Linked DNA regions of Homo sapiens: region 2 is linked to region 1. Evidence: chromatin loops called from intact Hi-C (ENCODE). Cell type or tissue: PC-3. All regions are shown on one strand.

Region 1 (5,000 bases):
ATACATATATATACATATACACACACACACACACACATATATATATACATATATATACATATACTAGACAGCATGTGCTATTATTTAACAATTTCAACCCATTTTCTTCCTCCACACACAGGGACCACAGGAAGTTTGTCTAACAATTTAAGAGGTCCAGTGTTATAATATGTGAATAAGATGGTGTTAATATTAGAACACAGCTAATTTTTTTTTTTTTTTTTTGAGACGGAGTTTCACTCTTTTTGCCCAGGCTGGAGTGCAATGGTATGATCTCGGCTCTCTGCAACCTCCGTCTCCCAGCTTCAAGCGATTCTCCTGCCTCAGCCTCCCTAGTAGCTGGGATTACAGCCATGCACCACCATGCCTGGCTAATTTTGTATTTTTTTAGTAGAGATAGGGTTTCTCCATGATGGCCAGGCTGGTCTTGAACTCCCGACCTCAGGTGATCTGCCCACCTCAGCCTCCCAAAGTGCTGGGATTACAGGCGTAAGTCACCACGCCCAGCCAAAACACAGCTAATTTTTAAGCAATGGCTCTATTACCGTTTTTTTTTTTTTTTTTTTTTGTGAGACAAGGTTTCATTCCTGTCACCCAGGCTGGAGTGCAGTGGCGGGCTTTCAACTCAATACAACCTCTGCCTCCCAGGCTCAAGAAATCCTCCTGCATCAGCCTCCCAAGTAATGGGGACTACAGGCATGCGCCACTCCCCCAGCTAATTTTTGTATTTTTAGTAGAGACGGCCGGTCGGGGGCGGGGGGGATGTTTCGCCATGTTGCCCAGGCTGGTCTCCGACTCCTCCCCTCCAGTGATCTGCCTGCCTCAGCTTCCCAAAGTGTTGAGATTACAGGCATGAGCCACCGCGCCCAGCTCTATTAGCTTTTAATCATGATCAAGTCTCTTTCGTATGGAAAAAAATAAAAAATTCCTTTAATTCCATTTCTATCTCACGTTCACTCCTAGAAACTGCCCCCTTTTCCGTTTCCTTTAAACTAAACTTTGTGTCTGAACTTCTTTCATCATTTACTCATTTCCCAGCACCACTTTTGCCAAAACAACTCTCAATAATGCCATCAGGAACTCCATCCCACAGAAACTTTTCTGCTTCTATCCCTTCCCTGTGGAATACAAAAGAAGCGCCACTATATGGAAGCCTAGACTAACGGTGCCCAATTTCGACTCATTGTGCACTGATCTAAGTAGAAAATAAAGGGAAATTTGAGTACCCACCTACTGTTATATGTTCGGTTATGTATTTATTTTTAAATTATATGCTTATAGTATAGTTTAATATAGTATGTACATTACAAATAAAAGCAAATTTGCAAATTAATATGAAAAAGGTGAAGAAAAATAGATACTAAATGTCTTGCTAATTAGGATGCTTCATATTTTAATTCACTAATATCTTAAACATGATAGATGCTTAACAAGTTCCATTCTTAATCATACTGTATGAAAACCCTTATTTCAGGTAATCTTGATGATTTTAAATTTTTCTTAGCTGATTTTTCATCAGCTTTGATTGATTTTCATTACTCATGTGACTGATGTAAATCTTATTTTCTCTCTGATGCTTGCATTATTAGTATTATCTTATTAATATTATTGTTTACTGGTATCTTTCAAAGCCACTTATACATTTCAGAGATTTAAGTCAGTTACCACTAGATAATACAATCTGTAGACAGACATTTGCAGAGGCCATCTGTCACCATACACTGATAGCAAAAAAATGAAACTAGAGGCACCACTGACCATTCCTCCTCATTGTGGGATTCCAGTACTCTCTCCAGATGTCTCATGGACAGGACAGATGGAAGGAATGAGGGGGCCAGTGTAAGCCCTTATGTGACGTACTAGAAAATCCTGTTTCCCTTCCCTTTTTTTTTTAGAGAACAATAATCTTAAATAGAAGTTTGAATTTTCCCCCTGAACTATGATCTTGAGAAGTGTGTACTCTAATTTGCAAACCTGTAGTCTAAACCAGGGGTAGGCAAACTTTGTAAAGGGCCAGAAAATAACCATTTTCAGCTTTGTGAACCATGCTCTCTTTGTTGCAACTACTCAGCTCTGCTGCTGTAGGGCAGAAACAGCCATAGCCAATACATGAATAAACAAGCACTGTGGTATAATAAGAAATAGATTTGGTCTCTGTCTCCAGTTCCTGCCACAGAGCTCATAAAATCCTTGGAATTTCCTGAGTAATAGGAGTGTCTTTTGTGAGTCATAAAGAGCCCCTTTTAATCAGACCTGAGTTTACTCTAATGAGGTGACTTAGGGTGGGGTCCCTAGATATCCTCAAGATGGGGCTGGTTGGTCACCAGAAAAACCAACTGATTGGAAATTTTACCCCAGCCACAGACTTCTGGGAAGGTGAGGAGGGAGCTGGAGATTAAGCTCTATAAAAACTCTTGAAAAAAGAGATTTGATGAATGTCAGGATTGGTGAACACATCAGGGTACTGGGAGGTTGGTGTACCCAGAGAGGGCACAGAAGCTCCATGTGCCCCCTTACCCCATAACTTGCCCTGTGCATCTCTTCCATCTGGCTCTTCCTGATTTGTATCCTTTATACTAAACTGGTAAACATTAAGTGAAGTGCTTTTTTTTGAGTTCTTTGAGCCACCCTTGCAAATTATCAAACCTGAGGAGTGGGCCGTGGGAATCCTCAATTTATAGCTGGTCGTCCAGAAGTGTGGATGGCTGGACTTGTGACTGGCATTTGAGGTGGGCATAGTCTTATGGGACTGAGCCCTTAACTTGTGGGATTTGACACTAACTCCAGGTAGTGTCAGAATTGAGTTGAATTGTAGGACATCTAGCTGGTGTCCAGAGAATTGCAGAATTATTTGGTGTGGGAAAAAATCCACATATTTGGGGTCAGAAGGGTTGTGTGAGTGTAGAGAAACAGTGTTTTCCCACAAGCATAGCTGTTGTTCCAACATTGCTTTATTTACAAAAGTGGGTGGCAACCAATGTGGCCAATAGCTGTAGTTTGCCCATCTCTTGGTAAGAACAGCAAAAACCCAGATTCTCACAGGGGGAATTTGACACAGAAGAGCCTTGCTCCCAATAATGAAAGAAATAGTACAAGATGACAAATGCTTTTAGGTTCAGAGAATTCTAAATGTTGCTAAGGGTTAGGAAAGCAGGTGCAGGCTTCCAGCTCATTAAATCAAAGCTTTGGAAAGTAAACCACCAGGTCTCAAGATTAGAAAGATTTTCATGGTGTGCATTAGGTTGAACTAGAAGAAAGTGCTGATATTTGACCATTATTGACAAGCAAAAATGGCAACTTCATATGACTGAACTTATTTGCAGAAATAATACTAACGGTTAGGTTTAATTGAGTGCTTACTATATTTTTGACACTGGACCAATATTTTGCATGCATTCTTTTACTTATTTCTTATATCAAATCTGTAAGGTCACTACTATTATTTGCACTTTCCCAATAAGGAAATCAATAGCTGTTTACATACCCTGCCCAGAATCTCACAGCTAGAAAATGCTGGAATAGAAAATACTGTAACTGAACTTAGGCTTATTGAATCAAAAGTCCTTCCTCTTAGCCATCAAAAGTTTTCATGTTTAAAAACAATTTTTTTTTTGTAGAGATGGGTGTCTTGCTATGTTGCCCAGGCTGGTCTTGAACTCCTGACCTCCAGCAATCCTCCCACCTTGGGCTCCCAAAGTGCTGGTGAGCCACTGCTCACAGACATGAGCCACTGCACCTGGCCTGAAAGTAATCACTTTGGAAAAGTGAGGTTATGAGTGAAGAAGAAAAAGGGCACAGTATTATTTTGATGCACTATTATACAAATGAGCCAAATATGACCTCTGTATAATATGACCTCTGTATAATGGCCCCTATGTTGACCTCTGTATAATATGACCTTTGTATAATGGCCCCAAATATGACCTCTGTATAATGGCCCCTATGTTGCTTACTTCTTCACAGAGTGCTGAGAGGCTACAAGTGCCAAACTCAAATTCTTATGCATCCAGTTATTTTAAGTATAGCTCTCCACAAGCATATTTTATAGCATATTTTATATCAACTTATATATCTCCATGGTTTTATTTTTATATTTGTATGCAGGAGAATAACTTTATTACAATGATTATTTGCTTTTTTAAAGTTTTTTTAAAATTATACGTTAAGTTCTGGGATACACGTGCAGAACATGCAGGTTTGTTACATAGGTATACACGTGCCATGGTGGTTTGCTGCACCCATCAACCCATCATCTACATTAGGTATTTCTCCTAATGCTATCCCTCCCCTCGCCCCCCACCCCGACAGGTTCCAGTGTGTGCTGTTCCCCTCCCTGTGTCCATGTGTTCTCGTTGTTCAACTCCTACTTATGAGTGAGAACATGCAGTGTTTGGTTTTCTGTTCCTGTGTTACTTTGCTGAGAATGACGGTTTCCAGCTTCATCCATTTCCCTGAAAAGGACATGAACTCATCCTTTTTGTGGCTGCACAGTATTCCATGGTGTATATGTACCGCATTTTCTTTATCCAGTCTATCATTGGTGGACATATGGGTTGGTTCCAAGTCTTTGCTATTGTGAACAGTGCTGCAATAAACATACATGTTCATATGTCTTTATAGTAGAATGATTTATAATCCTTTGGGTATATACCAGTAATGGGATTGCTGGATCAAATGGTATTTCTGGTTCTAGATCCTTGAGGAATCGCCACACTGTCTTCCACAATGGTTGAACTAATTTACACTCCCACCAACAGTGTAAAAGCATTCCTATTTCTCCACATCCTCTCTAGCATCTGTTGTTTCCTGACTTTTTAGTGATCGCCATTCTAACTGGCATGAGATGGTAACTCATTGTGGTTTTGATTTGCATTTCTCTAATGACCAGTGATGATGAGATTTTTTTTTCATATTTTTGTTGGCTGCATAAATGTCTTTTTTTTTTTTTTTTTTTTTTGAGACAGAGTCTCGCACTGTCGCCCAGGCTGGAGCTCAGTGGC
Region 2 (5,000 bases), 180 kb after region 1:
TGTGATAATCTTCTCCTTGTGAAATTTGAAAAAATGACTCTAAATGACAAAACCAGTTTGCTACAGCAATACAAGTCCCAGCGTTAGGCACAGATACGGGATCATATTAATATGTTTTTGCTGCAATGAAAGCTTTTCAGTCACTGTAGTTCTCAGTAGCCTCATTTTAAAATGTGGAAACTAAGCTGGCAACCACTAACAGAAAAAATGCTATAGTCTTCTGACTGGATGTAATTTCAAAAAAAATCTGGAAATCTTTTTCTAAAAGCCCCTTAAATCATAGTATATAGGGGCCTATCATCCTTGTATAGTTTTTCTACTGATTAGATTTCTATATTTCAGTGAGACAAGTATATAAAACTACATCCCAGGTAATACTTTTGAAATACTCATCTCTGTCAAACCCACATTGCAAATACATTAAAAAATGAGTAAAGATGTCTATGCTAAGGTCTACATGGAAATATGAGGATGGGAGAATACATGTGTATTCAAGTGAATGTATATGCTAGGATCTCTGAAATATTGTTTCTGTCTTGAGTTGATTCCTTTCAAGCTTGAGTTACAGTTTGTGTGTATGTGCGATGCCCCTGAATTACTAGCTTGTATCATCTGAGCACAAGGTAGAGATTAAGAAGATGTCCTCTACACTTCCCCATGCACGCATACACACACGCAACTGGAAGGAAGTCAAAAAAGAGAGTGCTCCCAAAGGTCAGCGCAGTCAGCCCTGAAGAGGGAGGTCTCCTCCCTCACTACCTAACTATTCTGCATTTTCTGCTTTATCTTTCCCACTTTCACCTCCAAGCCCTGCACCAGGGTCTGCAAGTTTATCAAGTGAATCACACCCCAGAAGCCCTGTCAAGGCTTGCCCTTTCTTATCAAGCCTCCTAGCTCAGACTTTGAAAGATGCATAGTACACGCGGGTGGAGAAAAGGTCATTTTGAAAAGGGTTTTAATCAAATACGCCACACCAGTCACCTAGAGCCAAGTTGTTTTATGTGGGTGATTACACAACGACTCTTCAGTTCTTTCTGTTTCTCTTTCTTTCAGTAACTTCTTTGTGGCTCCAATTGAGATCTTCAGAGTGAGCCTTCACTATTTAATCTAGCAGCTGACCACAAACCATGTCACAGGCAGAAAAACAGAAGCATAAGGACTAACTCATCCTGAATTAATGAAAACTCTTGGAGGAAAGGGTTTTTGGTGTGTGTGTGTGTGTTTTTAAAGATCTTACAAGGAAAGCAAAACTTCAAATCAAAAGAAAGCTGTTGTCAGCTATGAAGGCAGCACTGGCAAAGTTCAGGAGACTAGCTGAACTCATTTTAAGCAATTCAATATAAAGGTGACTCCTTTCTGCCCTTTCTCACTTGGTTTCCCTCCTTCTGAATGAAAGTGTCCCTACTGTGACAGGTGAGGACAGAGCTCTTGAGTTGAAATATCTGCAAATGGTCTGTGTGACCTTGGATAATTGTTTTGACAAACATGAGACCACATCTTTGTATGGTATAAGTTCATAAAGACCTGTTTCAACATAAGCAAATAGAAGCCAAAATATAAGGAACGCATTGTATGTGCAGGGTTTGTATCATTGGAAGGTCAGACCATGAAGAGGTGGATTTGGCCTTTAGTTGCTGACTCCCACCCCAACACCAGCCCCATTCCCCAGCCTTCTCTAGGAAGCCAGCTCCCTACCACACTCTCCCCATTCTTGCTCTCAGTAATTTCTCCCCATTTTTAAAAAAACATAAATCTATACAATTTGTCCTTAATTGAAATGAGCCAGAGTCTCCCCCCTCACTGCCTTCTTATTCTGCATTTTCTTCTTTTTGTTTCCCACTTCCAACTCTCATTTAAAACAATCCTGGTAGTGGCGAGGTATAGTAGAGCACCAGTTCCGAAGCCTCAATCTGAATCTCATCTCGCCACCTAGTGGCCACGTAACCCTTGGCAACACACCTTTGGAATTGCACTTTTTCAGTTGAAGTGCGGTGATAAACAATTTTGCAAAGAGGAGTATTTTATAATAAAGTGAAATAATACATGTGGAATTGTTTTGAAAATTATCTATTACTAATGTGAAGTTATGATAACTAGTAAGTCCCCTTTTTATTGGGAGTTTGGGTTGGGATTTTCTCTTACTTGAAAATATAAGCACCACAAACACAGCTTCTAATTGATATTCTGTTTAATCTTCTGCCCCTTCCACCCCTTCATTCCATCTTCTGCCATCCAGGACTTAACTCAGATCAAGATTAACTCAGACCAAGATTCAGGAACAGAGCTAAGTCCTTAAGTGGCAAAGTCAAACCAGGAATTTGACTAACATGAAGAATTGGGAAGAACCACCTGGTGGCACTGAACCTCGTAGTAAATCCAAAGAAAAGGTAACTTTAAAGGATTCTGGAAGATGAAGCAACAGGCTGAGACAACAGGAATGGGAAAGAAAGTCTCAAACAGAGCTTTGCAGTGTGTCTGAGATCAGCCCCAAAGACCTTGTTTTCTTAAGGACATCTGACTGAAATGTATTTGGACTCAGCTGTGGATGTTCTGTAGAAGCAAGAAAAAAAAATGGTTTTTTTACTGAAGAAAAAGTACAATTCTGTAATCTTGTTCTGAATATGTTTTCTATCCTGAGATTCCTTGCCCATCAGGGAAATAGATTCTTGTACTTTGAACAGCTGCCTGAGAGTGGAATAGAAATTTTGTATAAAGCTGAGGCTCTGAGGAGACCTCAGGGACAGAGTTATATCCCCAAGGCTGTAGCTTTTATCAGTTTTTACCTCTTGTCTGGTGGTTACGGATGCAACTAGCTATGAATACAAAAGGCTTCTGTTTGGACATACTCCTAGCATTTTCTCATAGAAGAATTTTCCCCAAAAAATAATGGCGATAGTGCTGACCACTCAAAAAGTCAGAATCTATCCACTTCTGGCCCTAACCATTCAATCACAAGTCAAAGGGGCATGCATCTGAAGATCTCCTCATATCACTCATACAATGTTCCTTGATAATTTGGCACATGATCATTTTGGCCAAGTGAGTGGACTTGATTTTAAGGACACCAACACTACTGCCCGTTTCCATAGCCACGTACAAAGTGGCCCTGGTCTTCATGCAGTTATAAGCACTTTGAAGTCATCTAGGCATTTCCCTTCCAGTGGGCTAGTAGTCGGGAATTAATTTGGCTTGTGGTCCATATGTTGGGAATATGTAGTTAGGAGTTAAATTTTATTGTGATCAGGGGACTGTAGCAAGTCATTTGCAAAAGAATTGAATTGTCTATCTTTCTTGGACAGAAGTAGAAATGTTTTTAGATAAAAATATGATTATGATTTATTTGGATACAAATTTCATTCTTTCTCTCTCTCTCTCTCACCAAGATATCCTGTTTAGTGTTCTAGCAATAACTGTAGTGTGTAAGCTCCCCCCAAACATGTGAGCTGACGGACTCTAAATCTCTCAAAAGTATTAACTTATTGATCCTTAAACATCCACATCCCATGCTAATTTTAATTTGGTGTTATTTTAAATTAGCAATAAATTGACATATCTTTATACATATATATGCACAAAAAGGATAAATAGTATAACCAAATCAGCTAGTATTTTGCAGGCAATTTGTCTTGAGGCTGATGTTGGGATTAAGTTATAGCCAAATCAAGTAAAGATAAGAAGTACCAACCATCCAACCAATCTGCTCATCTCCTTTACATAGTAAAGTAGCCTCAGGCCATCCAGGCATTTATTCAATAAATCTAGTGTCCCACACTAGAGGGGAGAAAATAGTGACCATTCTCAAGACATGTACAGCCAAGCTGACAGCCTAAAGTGTGCCTCATCCGTAAAGTGGGGATAATACAACCTGCTTTAAGGTGTGTTGTGAAGGTAAAATAAAACAATATGAAATGTGACTAAATGAAATAATATGAATACATAAAATAATGTGAAATATAAAAAATACTGTGAAATCTCATAAGTTATTAAACTTAACAAGCTTAACACTTAACAAGTGTTAGGCATCATTCCTGCCTGTGGGTGATGTTATGAAGAAATTTGGCTAGTGTTCCAGAATGGATTACAGATGGTGAGGTTAGAAACTTATTCTTGGCAATGAGAATCTCCATTCGACTTGTTCCTGTGAAGCTGTGATAGCTATATTAGAAGTCAGTAGGTTAACATTATTTATACTAAAGGTAGTTGAGCTAGATGTAAATGATTAGATGTAAAACTGACAAACAGACCAAAAAGGAACTAGAAAAGTACTAGAAGAGAACATAGGTGTATTTTTAATCATCTGGGGGTGGAGAAAGCACTTCTAAATATGACACAAACTCTAGGGAGAAATATCTGAATAATGATAAATTTGCTTCTTTCAAATGTAACACTTCCACATATCCAAAAATTATAAATGCTAAAATAAAAATGGCAAACTAGGAAAAAATATTTGTTAACACATATAAGAGACAAAGTTCTTTCAAATCACAATGATAAAGATAACTAACTCAATAGATAAATTATCAAGGATGTGAACAATTCACAAAAGAAAAAAACTAAAGCCCAATAAACATTTGAAAATACGGTTAAACTCACTAGCAATTAATAAATTTCAAACAACAATAAAGAAGTAGACATCCATATATCAAAAAGTTTGGCAAAGCTTAAATAAATTAATAATATCCAATGGAGGTTATGAGTGGTTTCCAAGAATATGGTTTCATCTGCACATATTCTTGGAAAAAATATAAATTCATATAACCTTTTATAGTTCAAGTTGGCAATGTATATAACCTCTCAGTGGTATAATCTTTTACCAAGAAATTATTCTTCTAGGCATTTATCCTAAAGTAATATTTGGAATGATACACAAACACATAGATTCTTGTGTATTCACTGCTACTGTAGTAGATAGAATTGAGAATACTCCAAATGTCCACTAATAGAGATTTTGTTAAGTAAATTGTGGCACATCTATTTCCAGGGTTTCTCAACCTCAGCAA

Evidence for each region. A loop is a pair of places that touch in the nucleus more often than their neighbours do. Peaks named below come from ENCODE experiments on the same cell type or tissue, not always from the same donor. Only the 100,000 strongest peaks of a DNase experiment are listed, where the experiment ranks them.
Region 2: it touches region 1 in a loop (9-fold over the local background); 3 of 110 quality-filtered maps call a loop at or near these places.

Annotation. Positions count from the first base shown.
Region 1 is chrX:14,961,847-14,966,846 of GRCh38, forward strand. No RefSeq gene overlaps it. Among named protein-coding and RNA genes, the nearest start is that of MOSPD2, 91 kb to the left of the region's middle. In PC-3, a CTCF peak has its summit at 2,827; DNase peaks (open chromatin) are centred at 1,845, 2,195 and 2,805; H3K4me3 peaks cover 933 bases; H3K27ac peaks cover 2,899 bases.
Region 2 is chrX:15,141,581-15,146,580 of GRCh38, forward strand. No RefSeq gene overlaps it. Among named protein-coding and RNA genes, the nearest start is that of ASB9, 130 kb to the right of the region's middle. In PC-3, CTCF peaks have their summits at 1,960 (motif pointing left) and 2,163; no DNase peak of the experiment used is centred here.